Linked DNA regions of Homo sapiens: regions 1, 3, 4, 5 and 6 are each linked to region 2. A link is a contact called in ENCODE Hi-C data. All regions are on one chromosome and are shown on one strand. Each heading gives the region's core, a stretch centred on a gene start or an enhancer-like site at or near the end of the contact. The rest is flanking DNA. Distances are from core to core; before and after follow the strand shown. Region 1 has its middle 18 kb from the start of SPACA5. Region 2 overlaps LOC105377209 (a long non-coding RNA gene). Region 3 overlaps LOC107985695 (a long non-coding RNA gene). Region 4 overlaps NBDY (negative regulator of P-body association). Region 5 overlaps OTUD5 (OTU deubiquitinase 5). Region 6 holds the start of HDAC6 (histone deacetylase 6).

What was found. Hi-C counts contacts between places; a loop is a spot of excess contacts on that map. Pooled maps may share reads with other maps.
Region 1: a loop to region 2 is called in a map of CD4-positive, alpha-beta memory T cell, with 19 times the contacts of the local background. The contact joins two enhancer-like sites. A Hi-C loop is called at or near these places in 3 of 168 maps with a recorded cell type or tissue (CD4-positive, alpha-beta memory T cell and naive thymus-derived CD4-positive, alpha-beta T cell), 3 of 37 single-sample maps with no recorded cell type and 13 of 50 pooled maps.
Region 3: a loop to region 2 is called in a map of A673, with 18 times the contacts of the local background. The contact joins two enhancer-like sites. A Hi-C loop is called at or near these places in 3 of 168 maps with a recorded cell type or tissue (A673, HCT116 and chondrocyte), 8 of 37 single-sample maps with no recorded cell type and 13 of 50 pooled maps.
Region 4: a map of gastrocnemius medialis shows a loop between it and region 2 (13-fold over the local background). The contact joins two enhancer-like sites. A Hi-C loop is called at or near these places in 3 of 168 maps with a recorded cell type or tissue (ascending aorta, cardiac septum and gastrocnemius medialis) and 11 of 50 pooled maps.
Region 5: a map with no recorded cell type shows a loop between it and region 2 (24-fold over the local background). The contact joins two enhancer-like sites. A Hi-C loop is called at or near these places in 2 of 37 single-sample maps with no recorded cell type and 2 of 50 pooled maps.
Region 6: a loop to region 2 is called in a map of gastrocnemius medialis, with 17 times the contacts of the local background. The contact joins the promoter of HDAC6 here to the enhancer-like site in region 2. A Hi-C loop is called at or near these places in 2 of 168 maps with a recorded cell type or tissue (ascending aorta and gastrocnemius medialis) and 9 of 50 pooled maps.

What each region holds. Positions count from the first base shown.
Region 1 is chrX:48,022,969-48,027,140 of GRCh38, reverse strand. No RefSeq gene overlaps it. Among named protein-coding and RNA genes, the nearest start is that of SPACA5, 18 kb to the right of the region's middle. Within about 2 kb of position 1,365, at least 2 of the 41 ENCODE cell types and tissues checked have a DNase peak (open chromatin) inside an H3K27ac peak, as active enhancers do.
Region 2 is chrX:52,260,250-52,264,140 of GRCh38, reverse strand. All of the region lies in intron 1 of LOC105377209 (a long non-coding RNA gene), which reads left to right. Among named protein-coding and RNA genes, the nearest start is that of SNORA11D, 72 kb to the right of the region's middle. RefSeq lists enhancers at 1,464-1,963, 1,964-2,465, 2,278-2,637 and a silencer at 2,333-2,591. Within about 2 kb of position 2,565, at least 38 of the 41 ENCODE cell types and tissues checked have a DNase peak (open chromatin) inside an H3K27ac peak, as active enhancers do; they include ascending aorta and gastrocnemius medialis, where a contact is called at or near this core.
Region 3 is chrX:48,629,084-48,633,521 of GRCh38, reverse strand. The region is part of intron 1 of LOC107985695 (a long non-coding RNA gene); the gene reads right to left. Among named protein-coding and RNA genes, the nearest start is that of WDR13, 34 kb to the right of the region's middle. RefSeq lists an enhancer at 1,625-1,694. Within about 2 kb of position 1,666, at least 2 of the 41 ENCODE cell types and tissues checked have a DNase peak (open chromatin) inside an H3K27ac peak, as active enhancers do.
Region 4 is chrX:56,761,867-56,766,325 of GRCh38, reverse strand. All of the region lies in intron 2 of NBDY (negative regulator of P-body association), which reads right to left. Among named protein-coding and RNA genes, the nearest start is that of NBDY, 35 kb to the right of the region's middle. RefSeq lists enhancers at 1,710-2,069, 2,065-2,566, 2,530-2,649, 2,670-2,719. Within about 2 kb of position 1,750, at least 24 of the 41 ENCODE cell types and tissues checked have a DNase peak (open chromatin) inside an H3K27ac peak, as active enhancers do; they include ascending aorta and gastrocnemius medialis, where a contact is called at or near this core.
Region 5 is chrX:48,938,228-48,942,299 of GRCh38, reverse strand. All of the region lies in intron 2 of OTUD5 (OTU deubiquitinase 5), which reads left to right. Among named protein-coding and RNA genes, the nearest start is that of OTUD5, 17 kb to the left of the region's middle. RefSeq lists cis regulatory regions at 56-592, 1-931, 1,346-1,846, 1,021-2,171 and enhancers at 1,736-1,995, 3,126-3,175, 3,186-3,685. Within about 2 kb of position 2,544, at least 6 of the 41 ENCODE cell types and tissues checked have a DNase peak (open chromatin) inside an H3K27ac peak, as active enhancers do.
Region 6 is chrX:48,799,702-48,804,044 of GRCh38, reverse strand. It overlaps HDAC6 (histone deacetylase 6), which reads right to left and starts at 1,978. Exons shown (of 29, transcript NM_006044.4): 1 at 1,903-1,978; 2 at 1,260-1,382; 3 at 1,046-1,174; 4 at 829-917. The coding sequence starts at 1,352. RefSeq lists enhancers at 1,327-1,406, 2,037-2,550, 2,397-2,666, 2,788-3,619 and cis regulatory regions at 3,378-3,424, 3,127-3,627.

The DNA.
Region 1 (4,172 bases), core at 116-2,615, 4.2 Mb after region 2:
GCTGGGATTACAGGCGTGAGCCAGCACGCCCGGCCATCGGTAGCTTTTTCATTTGGTTCCCTGGCTAGGTCCTTACGGACAGGCAGGGGCTCCGGGTGAGACAGAGGGTGTCTCCTCCTCCAAATGAGAAATGGCCTCTCCTTCTTGACCCTCCCCTGTTGTCTCTTCTGTTTTTTTGACTTTGCTGTTGGTGACTGGCAAAGGAGAAGGTCAAGTTCCTCACTCTCTCATGGTGGTATTGTGTCGCGTCATCCTCTAGAGGGCGCCAGTCCTCTTCTCCGGGGTCTTCTACGCCTTCTGGTCTCCTCTGATGAAAGAAGATTATATGACCACAAGGTGGCGTAGCACAATAAGGGTTATTATTATTCTATGCCCCGATCATAGACTAGAGTAGACAGCCAGGCTTAATGTGGCTACTATGAATGAGAGACCTACCCTCTGGGCCGTGTCCTGGCGAGAAGCGCGCAAGCCCAACATGGGTCCCCTGGTTTGGATTCAAGAGGACAGCCACCTCCTTTGGAGTCCTGGTTGGGACAGCAATATAAACGTCTTTAGTCACGTGAAGTAACAGTTTTGCCCCACCTCAACAAATTTGGGGTCTTGATATTGCTCCGGAAAGGAACAGAAATGATGTCATCTGTAATAGCAAATTCAAATGCGACAAGAACAGAGGCATGCTAGCTGTTTACAAAAGCGCCTCCCCCAGCTGTGCTTAGGGGATCCACGTCAGCCCGACATCGCTGCTTTATAGCCATGTTCACGTGTCATATGCGTCTCAGGGTACCCAAAATCACAGGGCCAACTCACGGGGCTCCTACCACTCTAGCCAGTCATGGGGTCAGGATAGCCTACCCTCAGTCCAGAGATGTGTACTCCCCCAACCTTTTGTGTTCAGACCCACAGGCCTTATAGCGCCCTGTGCGTGCCCCAGCATTTCCCTGCCTAGTGGGGCTCCAGGCGGGCAGGGTGACCTCCTTCCCCAGGCAGTTCCACACCTGATCCCAAAAGTCAGTTCTAATGAAGTGGATTCATTCAAATACTGGTGTTACTGCTTGGCCAGGCTAGTGAGGCACAGAGAAAACCCACAAATGTAGAGTATGTGACACAGCACAAAGCAGTCCCATGCCAAACTGATGCAATGGCATTCCAAGTTTAGAGTTCCACCGCTTGAGACCATCCAGGATTCTTTTACCAATTATTTGTCCTACTGTCTCCTATCTATTTCATGATTACCAGAAATCCTTCCCTTTTCCTCTTTGTCACTTACAGGGAGTTTGAGCGATTTAGGGCGCTGATGAAGGAAATAAATGACCACAAGGTGGCGTAGCACAATAAGGGTTATGGGGTGATTCTGTGACAGGTTTGCATGAAGTCCCTCACAGCCCGAGCCTGTACAGAGGTTATGGCCACTGGTCAACTATTCGGAAGGGCAGAACGACAAGGGAAGTGCTGGGGCATCAAGACGGGGGCTTATTTGTCTAGGTGATGTCATTCAGCAGCAAAGAGAAAATTCTCTGGGTCAGAGAACTCTGAAGGGCAGCAGCAGCAGCTTTGGGTATTTTATGGCCTGGGGCCTAACTTATCTATTCCCCAAAGATGAAAGATGTAGTACCAGGTTTTCTGGGGTATGTAAAGCAGGAAGACTCTCAGTGGCTAAAAATCTATGTGTTTGGGCTATTTATGAAATATTTGGGTATGTAAAAATTTGTTTGGTGCCAGCAAACTTTTGAGTTAAGGGGTCTCAGCCTGCAGTGAAGAAATAAACAACCTGGGGGTCAAACATAGAGGCCATCTTTGGCTTACTTATATAACAGTAAAGGCATAATTCATTCTATCTGGTCCTTAGAAATTCTGGCATAAAAGTTTAAGGGTAGAGAGTTATAGTAACAAGATAAGGATGCCTACTTTTGTCACTTCTATTAAAGATTGTACTCAAAGTTCTAGCCAGATAAATTTTCAGGCAAAAGAAAGAAATAAGAGATGCCCAAATTAGAAAGAAAGTAAAACTATTTCTATTCCCAGATGGTATGATTTATATATATATAGAAAATCCTAAATAATCTGCAAAAAAAACAACTGTTAGAACTCATAAACAAATCCTGCTAAATGGCAGGATGCAAGATCAACATACAACTATCAATTGCTTTTCTATACACTATCAATGAAAAAGCCAAAATGGAAATTAAGACAACAATTTTGTTTACGATAGGATAAAAAGAATAAAATACTGAGAAATAAAGTTAGCCAAGCAGATGCAAGACCTGTACAAAACATTGCTGAAAGAAAGTAAAGAAGGCCAGGTGTGGTGGCTCACGCCTGTAATCCCAGCACTTTGTGAGGCCGAGGCGGGTGGATAACCTGAGGTCAGGAGTTCAAGACCATCCTGGCCAACATGGTGAAACCCCGTCTCTACTAAAAATACAAAAAAAATTAGCCAGGCATAGTGGCGGTTGCCTGTAATCCCAACTACTCAGGAAGCTAAGGCAGGAGAATTGCTTGAACCTGGGAGGCGGAGGTTACAGTAAGCCAAGATCACGCCACTGCACTCCAGCCTGGGTGACAGAGCAAGACTCCATTAAAAAAAAAAAAAAAGTAAGGAAAACTAGATAAAAGGAAAAACTAAATAAAAAATAAAACTAAATAAAAGGAAAGTGTTCGTGGATAATTAAGGAAAACTTAACATTGTTAAGATGCCAATACTCCCCAAAGCAACCTACAAATTCAATGTAATCTCTAACAAAATCCCAAATCCCTTTTGTGCATAAAGGGGAAAGCTAATCCTAAAATTTATATGGAGTTGCAAGGGTCCCTGGATAGCCAAAACAATCTTGAAAAAGAAGAACAAATTTGGAAGACTCACACTGCCCTATTTCAAAACTTACTGCAAAGGTACAGTAATCAAAACAGTGTGGTGCTGGCACCAGGATAAACATATAGATCAATGGAATAGAATTGAAAGTCCAGAAAAAAAAAACCCATGCAGCTCAAATGATTTTTGATTAGGGTGCCAAGATCATTTAATGGGGAAAGAATAGTCCGTTCAACAGATGCACTGGAAAAATAGATATCCACATGTAAAAGAATGAAGTTGTACCATGACCCCATACCATATATAAAAGTTAACTCAAAATGGATAAAAGACCTAAATACAAGAACTAAAACTGTAAAATAACTAGAAGAAAATGAAGGAATAAATCTTCACGTCTTTGGACTTGGCAATTGTTTCTTAGATATGATACCAAAAGCATAAGTAACAGAAAAAAAATGAATAATTGGACTTAATAAAAATGAAAACTTTTGTGTATCAAATGACATTATCAGGAGAATGAAAAGACAACCCAGAGAATGGGAAAATTATAATCTGATAAGGGTATCCAGAATATATAAAGAACTCTTACAATCTAATAACCAAAAAATCCCCAGTTAACACTGGGCAAAGACTTGAATAGATATTTTTCCAAATAAGATATACATGATATACACATGGCCAATAAGCTCATGAAAAGATTTGTCATTAGTCATCAGGGAAATTCAAATCAAAACCACAATTAGATACCACTTTACATCTGCTAGGATGGCTACAATAAAAACCAACAAAACAACAAGTGTTAGAGAGGATGTGGAGAAATTGGAACCCTAATACACTGCTGGTTGGAAAGTAAAATGGTGCAGCCACTGTAGGAAACAGTTTGGTGGTTCCTCAAAAAGTTAAACACAGAAATACCACATGATCCAGCAATTCCACTCCTAGTTATATACTTAATAAAATGGGAAACAGGTAGGTATTCAAACAAAAACTTACACACCAATGTTCATAGCAGCACTATTCATAATAGCCAAAAGGTAGAAACAGCTCAAATATCTATCAACTGATGAGTGGATAAACCAAATATGGTATAGTATATCCATACAATGGAATATTATTCAGCCACAGAAAGGAATGAAGTACTGTTACTGATTAACCTTGAAGACATTATGCCACGTTAAAGAAGCCGGACACAAAAGACCACAAAGTGTATGATTCTACTTATATGAAATATCCATAATAGGCAAATCTATAGCACCAGAAAGCAGATTAAGTGGTAGCCAGGGGCTGGGGGGAAAGGGGAATAGGGAATGATTGTTTAATGGGGATGAGGTTTCCTTTTGGGGTGGTGAAGACAGCCTGGAAT
Region 2 (3,891 bases), core at 1,316-3,815:
AGGACAAGCTCTCTGTAAAAATAAACTTGGAGTTCAAAGGGAGTTGTATTAGTCAGGGTTCTCTAGAGGGACAAAAGTAATATATATATATCTATATGGGAGTTTATTAAGTAGTATTAACTCACACGATCACAAGGTCCCACAATAGGCCATCTGTAAGCTGAGGAGCAAGGAAGCCAGTCTGGGTCCAAAGCTGAAGATCTTGGAGTCTGATGTTCGAGGGCAGGAAGCATCCAGTATGAGAGAAAGATGTAGGCTGCGAGGCTGAGCCAGCCTAGTCTCTTCACGTTTTTCTGCCTGCCTTACATTCTGGCCGCACTGGCTGCTGATTAGATGGTGCCCACCCAGATTAAGGGTGGGTTTGCCTTTCCCAGCCCACTAACTCATATGTTAATCTCCTTTGGCAACACCCTCACAGACACACCCAGGATCAATACTTTGCATCCTTCAATGCAGTCAAGTTGACACTCAGTATTAACCATCACAGGAATCATCACGCTTTAAAAGGGGCCTACAAGGTGCTGCATCAGCGGTTTTTATATGTGTGTACAGAGAGCGTCACTTCTAAGCTATCTCTCCCCACCATTGTCTGGTAACTCCTGAGACTACTTGAGCATCAGAGACAAACTATCCTGAAGCTTGTGGTGTGTTCGCGGAGTTACAAGGGCAAGCTCAGGTGTCTGTTCATGTCTGTATTAGTCCTGAAGCTTTGTGGAGGCCTACATGACCTATTCATTAGCTAACATCTTCCTCATTCTCCCTCAAATTTATTGTATTTATGCCACTTAAAATATCAATAAAATAATTTTATGATTAAGAAGAAAAACAAGGCAGGGCAAAGAGGAGAGAAGACAGGGAGGGAAATAAAGAAGGAGGGAGGAGAGTAGCTTTGAGAAGGAGGGAGGTGTCAGATGTACTGAAGGCATCTGGACATATAGTGTAAAAGGATGAGGACGTGATCATAGTGTTAGGCAATATGAAGGCCATCGGTGCCTTTAACAAAAGCATTTTTCTGTTGAGAGGTGAGCAGGTAGAAGCTGCATTGAAGAGGTTTGTAATGATAATGATTATAGAACAAGGGAAGACAGATTTGCTGCTTGGAGCATCAGGGAAATGTGTCATTACCTTGGAGAAATATGGGATAAGGAACTGATTTCTGTTTTATTACATTTTGTATAAAATGTCAGAAACAAGAGCATGTTTATAGATGACAGAAGAATCCAGAATAAAGAAAGAATGTGACAATTCAGGAATAAGGGATAATCACTACAAAAGTCTCTACCTTGAGAAGGTAGAGGGCATGGGATTCAGGTGAAGGCCCGGCCTCAAGTAGGATCCTGTCACTTCCTCCAGTGGGGCAGCTGAGATTACAAGTGCAGGCCCACTGCTGTTGGGAAGTGGTGAGAGTTTCTCTCCAATCGCTCCTGTTTTTTCAGGGGAATATCAAGGAATATCATGAGAAGAGTTGGTGCTAGTCCTTGTGGGGGCTATTGTAGGGAGAGGAGAGAGAAGGTACACTTGTGGAGGGTGCACATTGTTTGTCTACTTGGTTACAGGGGGGCGGGGGAAGGCAGGGGGTTGCCAGGCGAGTAGGGAGGAAGGAAAATGAAGAGATGCGTTTGAGGAGCGAGAGTTAATAGCTTTGAGTAAGCTGGGTAAGGAAGGTGAATGGTGAGGAACGCGGTTGGGGTCAGTGGACAGGCCTCCTTGAGGCTGAAGGCTGTGGATGCTGGGACATTGGAGAGAGGGAGCTGTTAGGACTGGATGGGGTGCTGCCCATGATGAGAGTGCGGGATGCAAGAAATAGACATCGTGAAGGGGCGCGGTCTTTCCTGAGGCCCAGAGCATTACCGCGCGCGGAGGAGACTTAGGTGGGGAGGAGGAGGCCCCCTCAAGACGGAGGAGAGCCGGCCGCGGCCTGGTCAGCCCCGGGGGCGCTGAGGTCGCCGGGGAGGATCCGTGCTGTGAGGGCTGAGAGGAGGACAGGGCGTGCGTCACATGAGAAGCGTGTCCAGGGGCTGGCTGGGAGAGTGTCCATGGGATTGGCACAGGTCTCGAACGTGAGGCGGCTGGTGCAGCCATGCAGTAGAGCCTGGCCTTCAGCGGTCGCGAGCCTGAGCCATCAACTCTCAATAGCAGGGAAGGAGTCCTGCGGCTGACCCTGAGGAGACTAGCGCCTACCTCCCCGGACTCCGATGCGCAGGCCCAGAGCCCGTCAATCCTAGGCCAGCCCCGCCCCGAGAGCTGCTTTTTCCGGTGGCGCAGGAACTTCCTGCTGGGTTGCTATGGTTCCGAGGGCGGGACTATGGGAGGCTGCCTTGTACGGCCGGTTCGTCGGGGCCTGTCTGACCGGTACTAGTCTATTCTCTGGTCCTCATCTTCATTCTGCGTAGCTTCCTCAGGTTAGCTCTACCGGCTCTTTGCCGAGAAGCAGTAGAAAGGATGAATTTTCTTCCGCGGTTGGTGGCGCTTCATTCTTGTGGCCTGCAGGTGGCAATATTGCTCCATGGATACGCCCAACTCGCCTCTCCCCCCGCCCTTCTTGCTTGAAAAAAATGCCGCGGAATCTTTTTTGAGAGAAGAGGTTGGTTCTTAAACCTGCCAAGTCCTGCTGCTGGGGCTGCCTGTTTTTTAGGGGGTGAAGCGGAGCGGGTAGTGTCTCTTAAGAAAACTCAGAGCTGATGAACAAAATCTTTTTGCTTTTGAAATTGGCATTCCTCTTGAGATGATGCCTAGGTTCCTTAGTAACTTGTATTTTGACTTCTCTCAATGGTCTTGTCATTCACTGTCCCCAGGTTGTACTGGGCTTTGTGGACCTGGTTTTATATTGATAAATGCACGCACTCTTTTATTATGGAAGTGACTCAACCTCACTGTAGAAAATTTGGAGGACAAATACAGTGTAATAAAGAAAGCCAGTCTTACCCTCAGTCCCATCACCCAGCAATGACCACTGATAATATTTGTTGTTTCCTTAGAGTTTTTCATTCCCAAAGGTGCATTTTAAACACGAGTTCATATTCCATCGTTAGTTCATCTTTTTTAAACTCAGATTTTCAGTGTGAGTTACCGTGTCCTAAAAATCATTTGAAAAATGCTTGAAAATTTTTATTCATTTCCCATTCTAAAACAATACACAGTCTAGAAGCGTCGAAAAAATACTTAATAACTGAAATGGAAAGCAAAAATAACCCCTGACCCCCTATCTCATTGGTAAATGTGATCATGTAACCTTTCTAAGAACAGAAACTGTGATTGTTCTGCTTTGTTTTTGCTCACCATTGCCTTTTCGGCAAACTGACAAGAGTGTAGAGGAGTGTTCTTAACATACAGTTTTGAATACATGAACAAGTACCTTATTTCTTCCAGATGTTTATCTTTGTAAATACGGTGTATTTTTAAATAATGTTTGGATGATACTGGATGAAACAACGTGGCTTCCCCCTCACCCTTCCACTTAGCACTTTATTGTGAGCATTAAATTATTACCATTTTGAAAAAAGTTTTGCTGGCTGTTTTACACTCTACCCAGTTTGTCTTTTATTTCATTCTTGCACTGGAGGCAGGAAAACGTTCTGTAAACCAGCGTATAATCTTGTGTATGATAGACCGGTGATCTGAACGCCAGTGCCCTCTTTGAGGAACCCCAAGAACCTTGGCAATTTACTGCTTCTTCCTGTATCACAGTTTCCACGTGAGCAAAATGAAGGTTATAATAGCACGTGCTTCATGGAGGATGGTGGTCACCATAAATAGCACAACAGGTTCTTAGTTCCTGGCAATTGTAGACATATAATTATTGTTGTTGTTATCTCCAGTATTCACAACAATGTGTGTATTAGGATTTGCAATCCATGAGACCGAGTTTGATAAAATGTACTCTTCAGATTT
Region 3 (4,438 bases), core at 417-2,916, 3.6 Mb after region 2:
ACGCGGAGGTTGTGGTGAGCTGAGATCGCATCATTGTACTCCAGCCTGGGCAACAAGATGGAAACTCAGTCTCAAAAAAAAAAAAAGGGGGGGCCGGGCGCGGTGGCTCACGCCTGTAATCCCAGCACTTTGGGAGGCCTAGGCAGGCAGATCACCTGAGATCAGGAGTTTGAGACCAGCCTGGCCAACATGGTAAAACCCCGTCTCTACTTAAAAAAACAAAAATTAGCCAGGCGCGGTGGCGGGTCTGTAATCCCAGCTACCCGGGAAGCTAAGGCAGGAGAATTGCTTGAACCTGGGAGGTGGAGGTTGCAGGGAGCCGAGATCAAGCCACTGCACTCCAGCCTGGGAGACAGAGTGAGACTGTCTCAAAAGTAAATAAATAAATAAATATAAATAAAATTGTAAAATATGCATTCACAAGTTAGTGTTACTGGAAAACTGCATGTTATGTAACAGTATGTACAGAAGTGAAAAAGTACAACCAAAATGATATATCACCAAAATTAAAAACACAAAAATTTAAGATAAAAACAAAATGACACGTACAAGTAAACCGTTTTTTTTAATTTATGTAAATATAAACACGGACATTTAGAAATATACACATTGAAAGGACAGAGATGAGAAATTATTCCTTGGGTGTTGGGTGTCTGTTTGCCATTTATTTCTATAATGTAGTTCCCTCTTTTCTGAAAAACTTGCAACCAACGTGGATGACTTTTCCAAAGAGAAGAGGGACCCAGCATGGTGGCTCATGCCTGTAATCCCAGCACTTGGGAGGTCGAGGCAGGTGGATCATCTGAGGTCAGGAGTTCGAGACCAACCTGGCCAACATGGCAAAACCCCTATCTCTATTAAAAATACAAAATTAGGTGAGTGTGGTAGCAGGCACTTGTAATCCCAGCTACTTAGCAGGCTGAGGCAGGAGAATTGCTTGAATCCCGGAGGCGGAGGTTGCAATGGGCCAGGATCGCGCCACTGCACTCCAGCCTGGGTGAGAGAGTGAGACTCCGTCTCAAAAAACAAACAAACAAAAAAACACAGAAGAGAAAACACTCTCTGAAATGGAAGTAAAGGGACTAGAAAACAATGGGAAGCTATTTAGTAGTAGGGGAAAGGGCTATTTTCCAATGGCGAGTGACAAAACCACAAGGCAAAACTGTCCCTCCCCCTCCAACTGGAGTCCATACAGGGACGCATGCACACGGGCACACGTGTGTCCCTCTGTGAGCGTTGTATGGTGCACACTGATAGACTGATGGGGACCCTCTGACCATTCCTGTGAGGACTTGAGCCAAAAAGCTACTTCTCTCTTGGCACACCTGGCCTAGCCCAGTGTGCTTTTGAAACTCTAGGAACCATTGGAGTCCACTGGAGGGCTTCTGAAAACACCAACTGCTGGGCCCCAGGCCCACAGCTTCTGATTCAGTGGGTCATGGGTGGGGCCTGGGAGTATGCATTTTTAATAGATTCCCAGCGAGGCAGCTGCTGCCTGCCAGGGAACCCCACTTTGGGAACCACTGGACTAGTGTCTGGGTCAGCGAATAGAGGAGGCCACCCGGAGGCCAGAAGGTGCCTGAGGCCCTGGGCTTCATGGCTGGTGGCTGGAGATGCCCTCCTCCAGGCCTGGAGCTTCCTCAACCTGACAACTTGCCAATAAGGGAAATGGGCGCGATCTAACGTGCCGCGAACTAGTGCAGACTCACAGCCTAGGTCGAGTAGGAATGGAATTCTAGAAATGATATATGCCAAGAGTTTGCAGTGTAGACCTCAGAATCATCTCAGATTCAAAGAGGAAACCAAACGACTGCAGCAGCAGCAGCAGCAGCAGCAGCAGCAGCAGCAGGGAACAGGTTGGCTACAGAGCCAGTGGTCACACCCGGCTTTCTGCAGCCTTTCTGGCTCCGCAGCATTTTTTTCAGAGCTTAAGGGCGGGAGGAGATGCTGTATATTTAGGGGTGGAGTGAGGAATAGCGGAGCATTCCGGCATTTCTGGAGTAACACTGCCCCCAAGAGCAATCTGTGATAAAGCCTCAAGCTATGTGGACAAACAACATGAAAGGCGAGGTAATGAAAAAAAGATCCAGAAAGATCCAGCAGCCAACTTGACGATCCTCGCTGATTGAAGATTAAAGCACTATGAGCGCAGCTAGGTTCAAATAGCGGTTCTGCCACTTACTCACTTTGTGACCCTGGGCAAATTAGTCAACTTCCCTGTGCCTCAGTTTCCCCTACTTGTACTTCATGGGGGATTAATGAACTAATATATGGAAAGTATTCAAAGCATTTCTGCTGACTACAGAAACTCTTTACAATTCTCCCAGAAATAATCCAGGTCATCATGCATTTGCCCACATTCCATCTTTGTCAGGAATTGTAGGCCAAAATGTTCTTTTTTTATTTTAATTTAATTTTAATTTTTTTTTGAGATGGAGTCTCCCTCTGTCTCCCAGGCTGGAGTGCAGTGGCGTGATCCGGGCTCACTGCAACCTCCACCTCCCAGGTTCAAGGAATTTTCCTGCCTTAGCCTCCCGAGTAGCTGGGATTACAGACGCCCGCCAACATGCCTGGCTAGTTTTTATGTTTTTTTAGTAGAGACGGGGTTTTGCCGTGTTGCCCAGGCTGGTCTCCAACTTCTGACTTCAGGTGATCCGCCTGCCTCGGCCTCCCAAAGTACTGGGATTGTAGATGTGAGCCACTGCAACCGGCCCAAAATGTACTCTTTTTTTTTTTTTTTTTTTTTTGAGGCAGTCTCACTCTGTCGCCCAGGCTGGAGTGCAGTGGTGCGATCTCGGCTCACTGCAAGCTCCGCCTCCTGGGTTCACGCCATTCTCCTGCCTCAGCCTCCCGAGTAGCTGGGACTACAGGTGCCCGCCACCACGCCCGGCTAATTTTTTGTATTTTTAGTAGAGATGGGGGTTTCACCGTGTTAGCCAGGATGGTCTCGATCTCCTGACCTCGTGATCCGCCCGCCTCCGCCTCCCAGAGTGCTGAGATTACAGGCGTGAGCCACCGCGCCCGGCCAATGTACTCGTTTTTTAAAGACAATGCTTAGTTATAGTTCTCCACAATTAAACCCAGCACAGTGGCCAGGAGTGGTGGCTCATGTAATCCCAGCACTTTGGGAAGCCAAAAGGATCACTTGAGACCAGGAGTTCGGGACCAGCCTGAGCAATATAGGGAGACACCCACCCCCCCCACCTGTCTCTATTTTCAAAAATAAAATAGGCCAGGTGCAGTGGTTCAATGCCTCTAATCCCAACATTTTGGGAAGCTGAGGAGGGAGGATTGCTTGAGTCCAGGAGTTTGAGACCAGCCTGGGCAACATGTTGAGGTCCCATTGCTACCAAAATTTTTTAAAAATTAGCCAGGTGTGGTGGTGCATGCCTGTAGTCCCAGCTACTTGGGAGACTGAGGTGGGAGGATCACTTGAGCCCAGGAAGTCAAGGCTCCAGTGAGCTGAGATCATGCCACTGCACTCCAGCGTGGGTGACAGAGCAAAGACCCTGTCTCAAAACAAACAAATAAATAAAATACAGTAAAATAAAATTATAATAAAATAATATAAAATATAAAGACATTAGTTGGGTGTGGTGGTTCGTGCCTGTAGTCTCAGCTACTCAAGAAGCTAAGGTGGAAGGATCGCTTGAGCCCAGGAGTTCAAAGCTGCACAATGAGCTATGAGCACACCAGTGCACTCCAGTCTGGGCGACAAAGTGAGACGCTGTCTCTAAAAAAATTTTTTTTAATTAAATTAAAATAAAAGAAATTTTTAAGGTCAGGTCTGGCTTTTTTTAAAAAAAAGTCATGAGTCATACTCTCAATATAGGCATAGAACACTGTTTACAGCTTTTGCCTCCATAAAATTATTTTTCTGTTATGGAAAATTTCAAGCGTATAAAAAAGTAGAGAGAACAATACAATAAATCTCCATGTAGTCATCACCTAGTTCAACATTTATCAATTCACAGCCAATGTTGTTTCTTTTATGTCCTCTACCCACATCCCCACTGGATTATTTTGAAGCAACACCCAGATATTACATCATTTTACCCATGAATCTCTCAAGATGTTGCTGTAAATGATAAGAACTTTTCCTTTTTTTGTTTTTTTTTTTTGAGACAGAGTCTTGCTCTGTTGCCAGGCTGGAGTGCAGTGGTGCAATCTCGGCTCACTGCAACCTCCGTCTCCCAGGTTCAAGCAATTCTCCTGCTTCAGCCTCCCGAGTAGCTGGGACTACAGGTGCACACCACCACGCCCAGCTAATTTTTGTATTTTTAGTAGAGTCGGGGTTACACCATGTTGGCCAGGATGGTCTCCATCTCTTGACCTTGTGATCCGCCCGCCTCAGCCTCCCAAAGTGCTGGGATTACGGGCGTGAGCCACCGCGCCCGGCCCAAATGATAAGAGCTTTTAACAAGTTAGCAGTAAATCA
Region 4 (4,459 bases), core at 501-3,000, 4.5 Mb before region 2:
TGAACACGTGGCAGAGACACCCTGCCTGCACACACTGAAATGTGAGCAAATGAACACGTGGCAGAGACACCCTGCCTGCACACACTGAAATTCAGATTGATGTGTTCACATGGCTTGACTGGAAAAAAAGGAGTTAGGAAACAACTTGCCAAGGCTCCTACTGGCTCAGGATTACACTTACAGCATCCAGAAGGAGAATGGGAAATAACAATGAGCCATGAGGTATTGGGTAAAGGGTGCGTTCACCATGACATTTCACTTAAAAGTAACACGTGGGTAGCCTTTTGGTGGACCAGAGGGACTAAACTCATGACCTTCATCTGTGCTCCTTAAAGAACGAATGTGAAGCTTTCTCCAGGCCTAATTCTGCAGAGGGACATCCCACATCACCAAGGAGCAAAAGAAGAAGCAGTCTGCTAGAACACGTGCCCACCCAGATCCGCAAGTGAAAGGAAAAACAGAAGCAGAATCAGAAGCAGAAGCAAAAGCAAAAAAAGAAAAAGAGGCAAAGGAGAAGGAAGTGCAGGGGGAGGGGGAGGAGGAGTAGAAGGAGGAAAAAGAAGAAAAAGAAAAAGGAGGAGTAGGAAGATAAGAAGGAGTTGGAGGAGGAGGAGCAAGAGGAGAAGGAGGAGAAGGAGAAGAATTAAAGAAGAGGGGTAGGAGGAGGAAGAGGAAGAAGAATCAGAAGGAGAACAGGAAGTGAGAGGTCCATGCCACTGTAGCTGTCCCGAAGGATCTAGTTTAGGAGGGCCTCAACGCGTGGTGACATACAACGAGGGGCACGGAGCCACTTCTGACATCCGGCTTAAAGGACACACAACCAGGAAGCGTCTTGTTGATGGGGTATTTCCTGAGTAAGATCAAAAGCTTTGATCCACAAGTAGGCCTGCAGAAGCTACAGAGAACACAGGTGCTGGCTGAACCTTGCCCTGAAGATGTCATCAGCTGACTGCAAGGGGCTACCAAGCCCCAAGGCTACAAGGCCAAGGCAGGGAAGGACCGCCCAAAAAAGAATAAGATGAAAAACGGGGAGGAATTGGACACCAGGGAAAAGAGATAATCAGCCACCCACTGCAATATGGAGACAGGGCAGAAAGGAGAGGGAAACGCCAATTTCTCCTCGCAGGGGTCAGCTAGAGTCCTACTAATTTCCTTAGGAAAAGTAAGCCTGTTTTCCCTAACGGTGTCCCCGCGCCCAGCTGACCCTGCCTTCCAGTCTGCTCCTGGAGCAGAAGTGGAGAAAAAGTAAAGAGAATGAAGAAGAAAAAAGTGAAGGGAGAAAAACTCCAAAAGTACACAAAGAATCAGTGAGCAATGAGATTGACAGCGAACTGCAATGCAAAGTGCCTCAGATGGACAGCTGGCAGCACTATGAGTGGCCTCTTGTGGCCTCACAGAGGAAGAGCCACCAGCCAGGAGAAAGCATCAGCCCCTCAAGCCCGGGTCTGCACCGCGTGGGCACAGAGGCCTGTTGGGCCAGGAAGCTGCCCTGCTCCCTGTGGCCCCCACCCCTACCCCATCCTACTGTTGCCGGTTCCCCCAAAGTGACCACATAGATGGGAAGCCCTGCTGTAGGTGAGATGGGTGCTCCTAGGCCAGTTTCTTTTTTTTTTTTTTTTTTTTGGTGTTTGTTTTGGTTTTTGGCACCAAAAACAGAAAGAGGGAAAGAAAATGGGGGAAGGGAAAGACAAGACTGCTGTTTGTGGAGCCACATTGCCATCTAGTGGAAGTTGTTTCTGAACACAACAGGATGCACGGACACCTGCCTTCTGCCAGGAACAGAGATCAGCGAGGATGTGCTTAGACTATGTCTAAGCCTGGGTTTCCCCCACCGGGGTTCTGAGCCCTTGAAGGAAGTGTACCTGGCATTGGGACGCTTTGGAGAAGCAACTACTCTAGAGGCCCCAGGACAGAACAGCCAGGCAGCCCCAAGACCAGTCAGCCCAGAGGGCGGAGCTGGCCCGGCAGCCATGTTGAGATGGACATAAACGAAGCCACTGGCCGAGACGGGGGCCGTTTACTCTGGTGTCTTTTGTGGGGAGTTCCGGGGTTCCCTTGGCTGGAGCCACGTGTTGGCAAGGGGGCCCCGATCCTCCCGGGGAACAAAGGAGCTTCGGGATACTGGAGACGTGGCAACCCAGGACCAGCAGTACCTGGAGATGACCAGGGGAACCCATGGTGGGTCGCCCCTACCTGCCCTTTTTTTCGGAGAGAGCTGTGGAACCAGGGAGGCATCCTGGGAATGAGCACAGGCCAAGGGCCAGCTTGGAGTTCCTCTCTTGTCCTGCTTCAGCCTGGGGGCTCCATGCCGCCATCTCTTTTGCGCTCGTGGGGTTTCCCCAGCACTTGTGCCCAGCTGCCTCCGGTTTCTAGATACAGTTTCCGCTTGATGGCAGTATGGCTCCACAAACGCCAACTACAACTGTAACCCTGCCACTTCAACTCCAGGGCCTCCGCCTTTTCCCATGTGAAAAAAGGTAAAGAGGAAAGAGAAACAAAAAAAAAGACAGAGGAGTGAAAGGAATCAGTCACCTGGTCCCAGATTGATCACCAAACTCATGGGACCGTGTGACCAAGGACCAGGACCAGTAGGCTGGAGATCCTGTGGGAATCCTGTTTAGGGAGCCAGCCTTTGCCCTTCCTTTGGCTCTCTGCAGGTTTCATGGCTCTTGCCCGTGCAGAAAGTAAACAACAAAAAACATGATCATTACTGGGACACCACAGGAGGACTAGGATCATAGGGCTACTGCCCCAGGACAAGGTGCTGGTCACCCAGCTGGCTTACACAAGGTTCTGCTGCAGGACTGGGGGTCCTACGAAAGCCTGGAGCTCCAGGTAGAGTTTACCGCCTTGGGCTGACACATGGAGGTCATCAAAATAGGTGGACTGCTCAACTGGAAACCACAGGGCCTGAAGCAGGAGTATCTCTCAGAGAGGACACTCAGCAACTTGCTCAAGTCTGACTCTGCTCAGGCTGTCCTGGGTTTCACACAGATGGGGGTGGGAGGAGGGTGGCTCAGGGGTGCTGGGGAATGCCACCACACACCACAGATTCTTATGGCATCACACAGGGCCAAGGCTCCCAAGGGAACTCTCTCTGTCTCTAACACAAAGTGAGGTTCCTTTTTAAGCAGCTTGACCCAGGATGCTCCAGTTTTACACCAGCTGCTGGATCCTATCTGTTAACAGACTTCCCACATTGATTCTCAGGAGAAGGCGAGAGTTGCCCATCAATCAATGGCATGATGGCCCAGGCCTGGAGTCAGGAATTCTCCCCTGTCTCCTGTTCCCTTTGCACATTTAGAACCTGTGTGGGAGAAATTGTAGGCAGTCTCGTGCCTGTGGTGGTGTGTATGTGTCTGTGTGGGAGAATGCTTGGGCCTGCACCCCTGTGCCCCTGTGAGGTTTCTTGTTTGTGTGTCTATGTGTGTGTTTGTGTGTGTCTGCATGTGTCTCTGTGTGCGGGTGTGTTTGTGATTTCATTTCTGAGGTCCCTAGTGAGTGTGTGTATGTGTATCTGTGTCTATGGTTTGTGGGTGCCTTCCTGTGTGAGAGTGGGTAAACTGGCACATGGCAGAGACAGCCTGCCTGTATACACTGAAATCCGGATAGTTGTGTTCACATGGCTTGACTGGAAGGAGAGGAAATGGGGGAAAACTTGCTGAGGCTCCTACTGGCCAAGATTACATTATTAGATCGTCTTCAAGGAGAACAAGGTAGAAGGATGAATCGTGAGGTACTGGTAGGAAGTGCATTCAGAATGACATTTCACTTAAAAGTAACACATGGGTGGTTTTTTAGAGGACCAGAGGAACTGAACATGTGACCTTCATCTCTGCTCCTTTCAGAACAAAAGTGAAGCTTTCTCCTTGCCTAGCACGCAGAGGGACATCCCCCATTACCAAGGAGCAGAAGAAGCAGTCTCCATAGAACATTTGTCTCGCCAAGATCTGAAAGTGAAAGGAAAAGAGAGAGGAGGAGGAGGAGGAGGGAAGAAAAGAAGAAGAAAAAGGAGGAGGAGGTGGAAAGAAAGAAAGAAAAGAAAAGAAAAGAGAAAGAAAGAGGAAGAGGAGGAAGAGGAAGAAGAACCAGATGGAGAAAAAGAACAAGAAATGGCAGCTTCATGCCACCTCAGCTGTCCTGAAGGATAGAGTTCATGGGTGCCTCAATGCGTGGTGACATACATAACGAGTGACAAAGAGACAACAGTGACATCCCAGTGAAAGGACACACCACCAAGAAGCTTCTTGTTGATGGGATCCCTTGTGAGTCGGATCAAAAGCTTTGATCCACAAATAGGTCTGCAGGGGCTACAGAGGACAAAGATGCAGGCTAAACCATACCCTCTGGATGTCATCTGCAAACCGCAAGGGGCCACGAGCCCCTAGTCTACAAGGCCAATGAAGGGTAGGACCCCAGAAATGGGAGGAGAGAGGAAAAACGGAGAGGAAAAGGACAC
Region 5 (4,072 bases), core at 1,295-3,794, 3.3 Mb after region 2:
ATCTAGCTAGCTGTTCTCTGTGTGTGTGTGTGTGTGTGTGTGTGTGTGTGTGTGTATGTGTGTGTGTATCTAGCTAGCTGTTCTCCCCAAATACCCCCGACCCTTGGGGCTAGCTAGTGAGGACCTGGCTTGTTGTAGTAACTCGTATCAAGAGCAGTATTTGTGTGTGTGTGTGTGTCTATATGTATCTAGCTGTTCTCCCCAAATACTCCCGACCCTTCCTCCCACTGGGGCCTTCAGTAAGGGGCCTCTACTTACAGGAAGAGCTGACCAGGGCAGGTTGAAGGCCTTTCCTTATCGGCACTATGGCTACACATTTCCCCTGACTGGGCTGCCTTTGGCTTTTCTCTGTAAAACCTCAGAAGTCCTCTGGCCTCTCCCCCGAAGTACATGGCCCTTGGTCTCTAGACCTTATCTGGAGGTTTCCTTGGTGCAGAGTGCATAATACATGTGCCTGGGAAGGGGACTTTGTCCCTGGGCTTTTTGCTGCCCCCGTTTCCAGCCTCGCCTGGATGGGGACAGATGGCAGTCAGCTTAGACTGTAGTGTGAAGCCCTACAGGCTGACTTCCTGCCATGTGTTGAATAGTGGAAGGAACGTGGAGCAGAGAGTTGGAGTTGGGCGGGGGCTGCAAACATAGAGGGCACTGTTTCCTTGACCCCTGCTGTGTGCTAGGCATTCAGCTGGGTGCTTCAGGCTCACTGCAAAACTTGGATCATTATCCCATGAGACAGGTGAAAAGATTGAAGCATAGAAAGGGAAATGACATGCTCAGGGCCATTAGCCAGAGCTGGCCTGGGAACCCAGAGGTGTCCAAAGGACACGCATTCTTTTTTTTTTTTTTTTTTTTTTTTTTTTTTTTTTTTTTGAGATGGAGTCTCCCTCTGTCGCCCAGGCTGGAATGTGCAGTGGCGTGATCTCGGCTCACTGCAACCTCTGCCTCCCGGGTTCAAGTGATTCTTCTGCCTCAGCCTCCTGAGTAGCTAGGATTACAGGCGTGCACCACCACACCTGGTTAATTTTTGTGTTTTTAGCAGAGATGGGGTTTCACCATGTTGGTCAGGCTGGTCTCAAACTCCTGACTTTGTGATCCACCCGCTTTGGCCTCCCAAAGTGTTGGGATTATAGGCATGAGCCACCGCATCCGGCCAGGACACATTCTTTTTATGATCCTAGGATCCTTAGCTTCTTAGCTTGGTTGTCAACTGGCTGGATGACCTTGGCTGTGTTCCTTGACTTCTCTGGACCTTACCTCCTCCAAGTAGGAGCACGTGGCCCTCTGTTGTTGGGAGTCTTGAGGCAGGTGGCTTTCTGCCTTCTGTTCCCCTGGATTATCTTCCTATAGGGTCCTACCATTTGCTTTAGAGACTTCTGAGAATTGCCTACTCCCCAGGTAGCTGCCTGCCTGCCATTGGTTCCCCTGAGTTAAGCAATATCCATTGCTTGCGCTCAGTTCTCTCCCACCTCCTCTTATTGGGGATTCATGAGCATCATTGAAGGCTTGGGTGGAGTGGAGGTGGGAACCTGAGCCTCAGAGGTATCCTGTGGCCCACCCTGTCCCTGTTATGCTCAGATAACCTCCTCCTGGAAACATGACTCTGCATCTCTCCCTTGCTCCCTCCCTCCATGTGGCTTTGACTCAGCAGAAACCTCTAACCCTGACCAGGGTCCTGGTGCTAGCTTCTGTGGGCAGAGTGAAGGCCACATGGTTGTTTCTACATGGGCCATGGGGGAGTGGCAAGGGCTGTGCATGTTACCACGATGAGGCCCAGAAACATTAGCTAGGCCCACTCTTCTGGGCCTTTTGGTCTTGGAACATCAGCACTAGGAGGGATGGATCTGAGATCAATTTTGATTGTTTTATAAATGGGGAAACTGAGGCCTCAAGAGAAAGCCAAGACCCTACCCTATCTAGGTCATACAACCAGTGTCAGAACATTGGTATTTGAGGTTGAACCAGGCCACAGAAAGAAGATTCCCACGGGCCATTTCCTGTACACCAGCTTCCTTCAGCCTCTCCCGTGTATCCTTCAGGTTTCTCATCCTTGCAGTGGGAATCCTTGAGCAGAGGAGCACACATCTCAGGAACCAGACTATCCAGTGGGATGAGTTCTGTCTCTCCCACTGAGGGTATGCTAGTTGGGGTAGTTGGGGCTACAGACCAGGTCACACCACAGCTGCTTGACAGGCAAGTGAGACCTTTGTCCTGGCTCATCTCCTCAGGAGATTGGTTCTCAGTGGGGCCAGGGTTCCCACTGGACCAGGAGGGTAGTGGGGAGCAGACCAGGTCCCTGTCTCCCTCTGCAGCTGTGTGTACACACGTTAGTGTGGTTTGTTTTTAGGTTCCCTGTAGACACCTAGCTTCCTTTTTTGCCCTTAGCGGAACTTGCTGTGGCTCTTCTGGGAGGCAGGCAGCTACCTGGGGAGTAGGCAGTTCTCAGATGTCTCTAAAGCAAATGGTAGGACCCTATAGGAAGATAATCCAGGCTCTCATGTCTTGCTTCTTAACATAAATCTGGGTACATTATTGGTTACATTACATTAGTTACATAAGGACTTCCCCCGGGCAACAGAGGAGAGAGGTTGAGGCTAGTCTGTTAGAGCTCTTGGTTATTTCCCCTGCCCTCCACCTACCCTGCCAGAGGCCAGGAAGGAGGTTGGTGGGGTAGGGGGTCCCTCAGTTTATAGAGCCTCACATCTTCAGTCTTTCCTGAAGTGGCAAGGGCATCTACTCATTGAATGTGATAGTTCTCTGTTGTGGGATTTGTTGGGTGAGCATTTGGCCTCAGGGAGCATCTTTGGCAGTCTCTGCTGTATGTGTATACACATGTGCATTTCTATACTGGTGTCTCTGTGTGTCCAGAAAAAGGAAAGAAGTGGGGTGTGTATGGGGAGGGTAAGGTTCATATTGGCCTCTGTGGCCCTAGGGAGAGATGCAGCCCCTGATATCTATAATCTCTGCCCTCTCCCATGCCTTTCCTGGGTTCTAGCTGATTCCTGCTTGTGCTGGTGTGGAAACTGAGGCACACAAGATCAGGTCCTGCCCCAGGGAGTAAGGTGACTAAGATGGTGGCTGGATTGGGGTGAAGGTGGTAATATCAGCTGGGGCCAGCAGTTACCCTTTGAGAGCCTGGCCTCCCCTTCACTCCCCCTAAATCTGTGATCCCAGGCAAGCTTTGCCACATTTCTGTGTCTCCTGGGTAAAGTAAGAGTGTTTTGGTAAGGATAGAATGAGTTGGAGTGTGAAAAGTCTTTGGTGTGGGACCAATTGTAGTATTGTACTGAGGATTTCTGAGCCCTGTTTGAGATGGGAACAGAGGTAGAATGGTGGGGGACCCCCTTCCAGCTGGCCTCTGGGAGGGGAGAACAGGTGCAGATTGCCCACAAGTGCAGCGTCAGCAAGAGGAGGAGTTTCAGTTTCTATCAAAACAAGTTCTCTGAATTCCCCTACCTCTGCAGGTCATCCCCCCAACCTCAGACCCCTCCACAGGGAAGTCAAGCCTGGCCCCCAGCCCTGTGTGCCAGCCTTCTGGGAAGAGGAGGGCTTTCTGGAGGACAGAGGTGGAGCTAGGAAAGTCAGAAAAACGAATTCTTTTTTTTTTTTTTGAGACAGAGTTTCGCTCTTGTTGCCTAGGCTGTAGTGCAGTGGTGTGATCTTGGCTCATTGCAACCTCCACCTCCCGGGTTCAAGCGATTTTTCTGCCTCAGCCTCCCAAATAGCTGGGATTACAGGCATCCACCACCCTGCCTGGCTAATTTTTTGTATTTTTAGTAGAGATAGGGTTTCACCATGTTGGCTCGGCTGGTCTTGAACTCCTGACCTCAGGTGATCCACCTGCGTCGGCCTCCCAAATTGCTGGGATTACAGGCGTGAGCCACCACACCTGGCCAAAAATGAATTCTTGTTGAGTACTTCCTATGTGTTTAGCTCTGTGCTTAGATGCTTTTCCTGCCTTATATTATTGGAGAAATCCTTCTATTCTCCCTTGTTGGGGTAGTACTATTGCTGTTTTCCTTGGTTTGGAGATGTATATTTTCTTCCACGTTAATGATTCCAAACTTAGGGTATACCT
Region 6 (4,343 bases), core at 729-3,228, 3.5 Mb after region 2:
ATTACAGGTGTGTGCCACCACGCCCAACTAATTTTTGTATTTTTAGTAGAGACAGTGTTTCATCGCGTTGGTCAGACCGGTCTCGAACTCCTGACCTCAAGTGATCCACCTGCCTTGGCCCCCCCAAAGTGCTGGGATTATAGGCGTGAGCCACCATGCCTGGCCTCCTTAAAGTATTTTAACAAAGACATCAACTCATACATATTTTTTTAGGTTGCTGCATGAACAGATAATAGAGGTGAGGTTGGAAGTAGGGGACCAGGGAGGAGGCCTCTGCAAGTCTAGGTGAGTGATGATGATGGTGGCAGTGGAGGTGGTGAGGAGAGGTCAGATGGTGAATATATTTTGAACATATAGCCAAAAGGATTTGCTGATTCTTTTTGAAAAGTAAAGCAAACGGGAGGTTTCATCCTTCTGTTTCAGTACAAACGTCTCTTCCTCTATAAAGGCTTCTGGGAAGCCCGGATACTAGTTTAGGATCCTCTATTATACACCCTTGAATCCCCTGGTCTTAAGTCTGTCTTCATTAAACACCTCATACTGCTGTTGGCTGTTTAATGATCTGCCCTCCTACTCATCAATCCGCTCCTAGAGAAGGACCCCTGTCTGTTGTTTGGTACATTTGTATCACCAACTCTTGGCACACAATAGGCACTCAATAAATGTTTGTTAGCTACATAAAAGAACCCTTTCAAGTGTGAGCCCTACCTCCCCAAATCATCTGCTTCCAGTATCCAGGCTGGGGTAAGAAAAGATTTATTCTTGCTAATGGGCTCTAAGTGTGTGTATTTTTGTGGTTTGGAGACAGCCTGGAGGACCCAGCCTCACCTGTCATCCCAGAGGCAATGGAATTCATTTAACTGCTCATCCAACACCAAGCCAGTGCCAGCCAGTGCTTCAGCCTCAAGGTTCAGATCCTGCAGAGGAAAAAAAAAAGGAGACACAGATCCATTTTAGGCCCTGAGTCAGAGGGAACTGTCCAGGGTGGGGAACCTTTGGGTTTTGATTGTCATACGAGGCTAAACTGCAGCCAGGCCCTGCTCACCATCCCTTGCAGTCCCACGATTAGGTCTTCTTCCATTGCTTGGCCGAGCTTCTTCATTTTGCCTTTCTTCTTTACCTCCGCTAGATTGGGGATAGAGCGGGGAACGGCTCCCTTTTTAATATTTCGCTTCTGTGAATCAGAGAGAAGGGTCAGAGTCCAGGGCATGACCAACTTGCTCCCTCTCCCCCTCATCAGGGCGGGTCTAGGGCCTCACCGAAGTGACACTGGAGTCCTGAGGGGGCGACTGGGGGTTCTGCCTACTTCTTCGCTGCCTGGTTGTGGTGGAATCCTGGCCGGTTGAGGTCATAGTTGAGGAGGCTTGGCCCCTGCCGCGGTTCTGGGGGTGGGGGGAGGAGCGTGGGTATGTGAGGGGGCTAGTGTGCCCTGAGGACCCCACCTCTCTGCCCTTTTCCAGGCTCCGCCCCCTCTATTAGATTCCATTCCTTACGCGATCTGATTCTCCACAGCCTTCCAAACTCCGCCTCTCTCAGGCCTTCTCCCTCCACTCAGGTGGCCATTCTACCCGGCCCCGCCCGGCCCGCTAGACTCCACCCCTTTTACACGATTCTCTTTCCCTGGTCTTGCCCTTTCACGGAGCAATGAGCCCCCGGGCTCACACAGTCCGTCTTAGGGCCTGCCCTTTCCAACCAATCACCGCCCCTTCTACTCTCCTAAGCCCCATTCCCAGACCCTCTAAGCCCAGCCCAGACCCCATTCCTTCACGAACCTGCCCTTTCGGCCTATCTCCCGGGATAATCACCCACCCTTTCACTCAGCCGGCCCCGGCCCCGACCCCGGTTTCGACTCCACCCTTAACGATTCACTTAACTCCACCCCTTATCGGGCCGGACCGGTACCTTCCACTCCGCCAGATCCCGCCCCTAGCGTTTCAACCAGCCCCGCTCCTCAGGGGACTGCCCCGTTCCTTCAACCAGCTCCACCCCCTGCCCAGACCCGACCGCTAACGTTTCGCTAACCCTCTTCAGCCAGTCCCTAGCCGCCTTCGGTCGGCCTCCGCCCCCTTCCCGCCTCCGCCGTCGACGCGCTGTACTCACCGCTCCACTCATTGGACGCAGCCCCTTTCTCAAACTCCGCCCTTGGCTCGCTCCACCAAGTTTCTGGCGACCTGTGGGGACGCGAGCGCTCAGGCTTTTCTTTTCCATTGGGCCTCGTCTCTCGACTGCCCGCCCAGATCCCGCCTCCAGAGGGGACCGTGCCTCAAGGCCGCGCCCCTCGCGCGAGCCACACCTCTCGCGAGCTCACAAGCGGCGGGGCGGTGCGTCGGCGTGCTACGCCAGCTGGGCTGAGCCACACCGCGAGCTCACAGGCGACGGGGCGGTGCGTCGGCGTGCTACGCCAGCTGTGCTGCGCCTACGTAAAAGGCAGGCGCCGGCGGTTCCCGACAGGGCTGCGGTGCAAGCTTTTTCTTGCCTCGGCTATCGTCGCTGTCGTCCCGGATGCCATAGCCGCCGCCCCTCCGTCCCTGTCCAGTCACTTAGGAGCCCTTCGGGTCGGCGGTGTCTGGAGAGCAAGCAAGGAAGCGAGGGAATTAGGAAGGGGCATCTTACCTTTTCCCCGCGACTTCCCGCGCGACGCGCCGTGATGACGTAGCGCGGGCGGGCTGGTTGTGGCTGGGCCGAGAGCGAGGTTGCCACTGGACGTTGGTGGTGGCGGCCAAAATAGGCGTGGTGACGATGCTAAATGTGAGGATTTTCCGAGTTAATATTCACTATGGTGGTACACAGGAAACACTGGCCGAATATTAGCTATTAATATTCTGCCGCAATATTCTGAGTGGAAGGAGTCTTAGTGGGGGCAGGGAATGGTAATGATAGCAAGTATTATGTGACAGGCATCGTTGTAAACCACAATTCTATGAGGTAGTTCCCATTATTAAGGCTGCTTTGCAGATAAGGAAACTGAGGTTACGGGACTTAACCATGTGACTTTGGGCAAGTTGCTGAACAGTTCTGTGCTCCGTTTCCTCATCTGGAAAGTTGTGATAATAATAGTGCCCAGGGCCAGAATGGCCTTGAGGATGGGAGTTCTCATGGGCAGCAGCTCTCCCTATCTGCCCCCTCCAACGGGTAACCACTGCTCCCAAGCAGTAATAGAAAGTGTGTGTGCGTCTGGGGAGCTGTCCCTAGGCACCCCCTCTCCCCCGCAACTCCCACTCCATGTCTAAATGTCAGCTCTGCAGGAGGCCGGTTTGTCCTCCTAATCTCCCTGTCTCATTCTCCACCATTTCCTACCGGGCTATAAGCTGGGACCGGAGAGATAAGCAGTCCGGGGGTTCTGCATCAGACTGACAGATTGACGGTCTCACCGCCCAGTAGCTTTGCCCTCTGATCCTCTTGAAGATGTCCTGCCGCCTCTTCCCTCTCACCCCTCCTACGTGAACCTATCTTTTGTCTCAGCGCAAAAGAGTTGCAGACCTAAGACCTTTAAACCCCTACACTCACCAAAGAAAACACATACAATGATAACACACTACAAAAAAATTCTAGAGTTCTGATACCTGCAGCCTGATAGAGTAGGGAGTCTTGCAAAGGGTCAAGGCCCATTTTTCTGTTGGATCAGAAGAGAGGTTTCTGAAGAGCAGGGGTCAGCAAACTTTATAAAGGGACAGAGAGTAAACATCTTAGGCTTTGCAGGCCACATACGGTCTCAGTGGCATTTTTCTTTTTTTCTCTTTTTAAAAAACAACCCTTTAAAAATGTAAAACAGCCCACAGTCTGGCTTTGGCTTGAATGCCATAGTTTGCCGATCTGTGCTGTAGTGTCAGGCCTTGGTCTCTATCTGGCTGGTATTCTTTTGCAGGATTGAGGGTAGGGGCCTTTTTTCCTAAGGAGAGGTATTCCTTTTGTGTGAGGTGTGTGAGGACAGGGATTCATGGGCAGGGTCAGGTCACTTCTAGTGTACCTCTGGTGGGTCATTCCAAATGTTCCTGGACAGAATGAGGACAGGGATTCCTATGGTTTCTATATTGTACCTTTACTGAATCAAGCAGGGGTTTCTAGAGAGCTCCAGACTATGGGTTCCTGTTCCTGTGCAAGTTAAGGATTAAGGTTTTGTTTTTTTGTTTTTTTGTTTTTGTTTTTTGATACAGGGGACAGGGTCTCACTCTGTTGCCTAGGCTGGAGTGCAGTGGTGTGAACACGGCTCACTGCTGCTTCAACCTCTTGGGCTCAAGCTGTCTTCCTACCTCAGCCTCCCAAGTAGCTGGGACTACAAGTGCATGCCACCATGCCTGCCTAATTTTTTTTTCTTTATAGAGATGGGGTCTCGCCATGTTGCC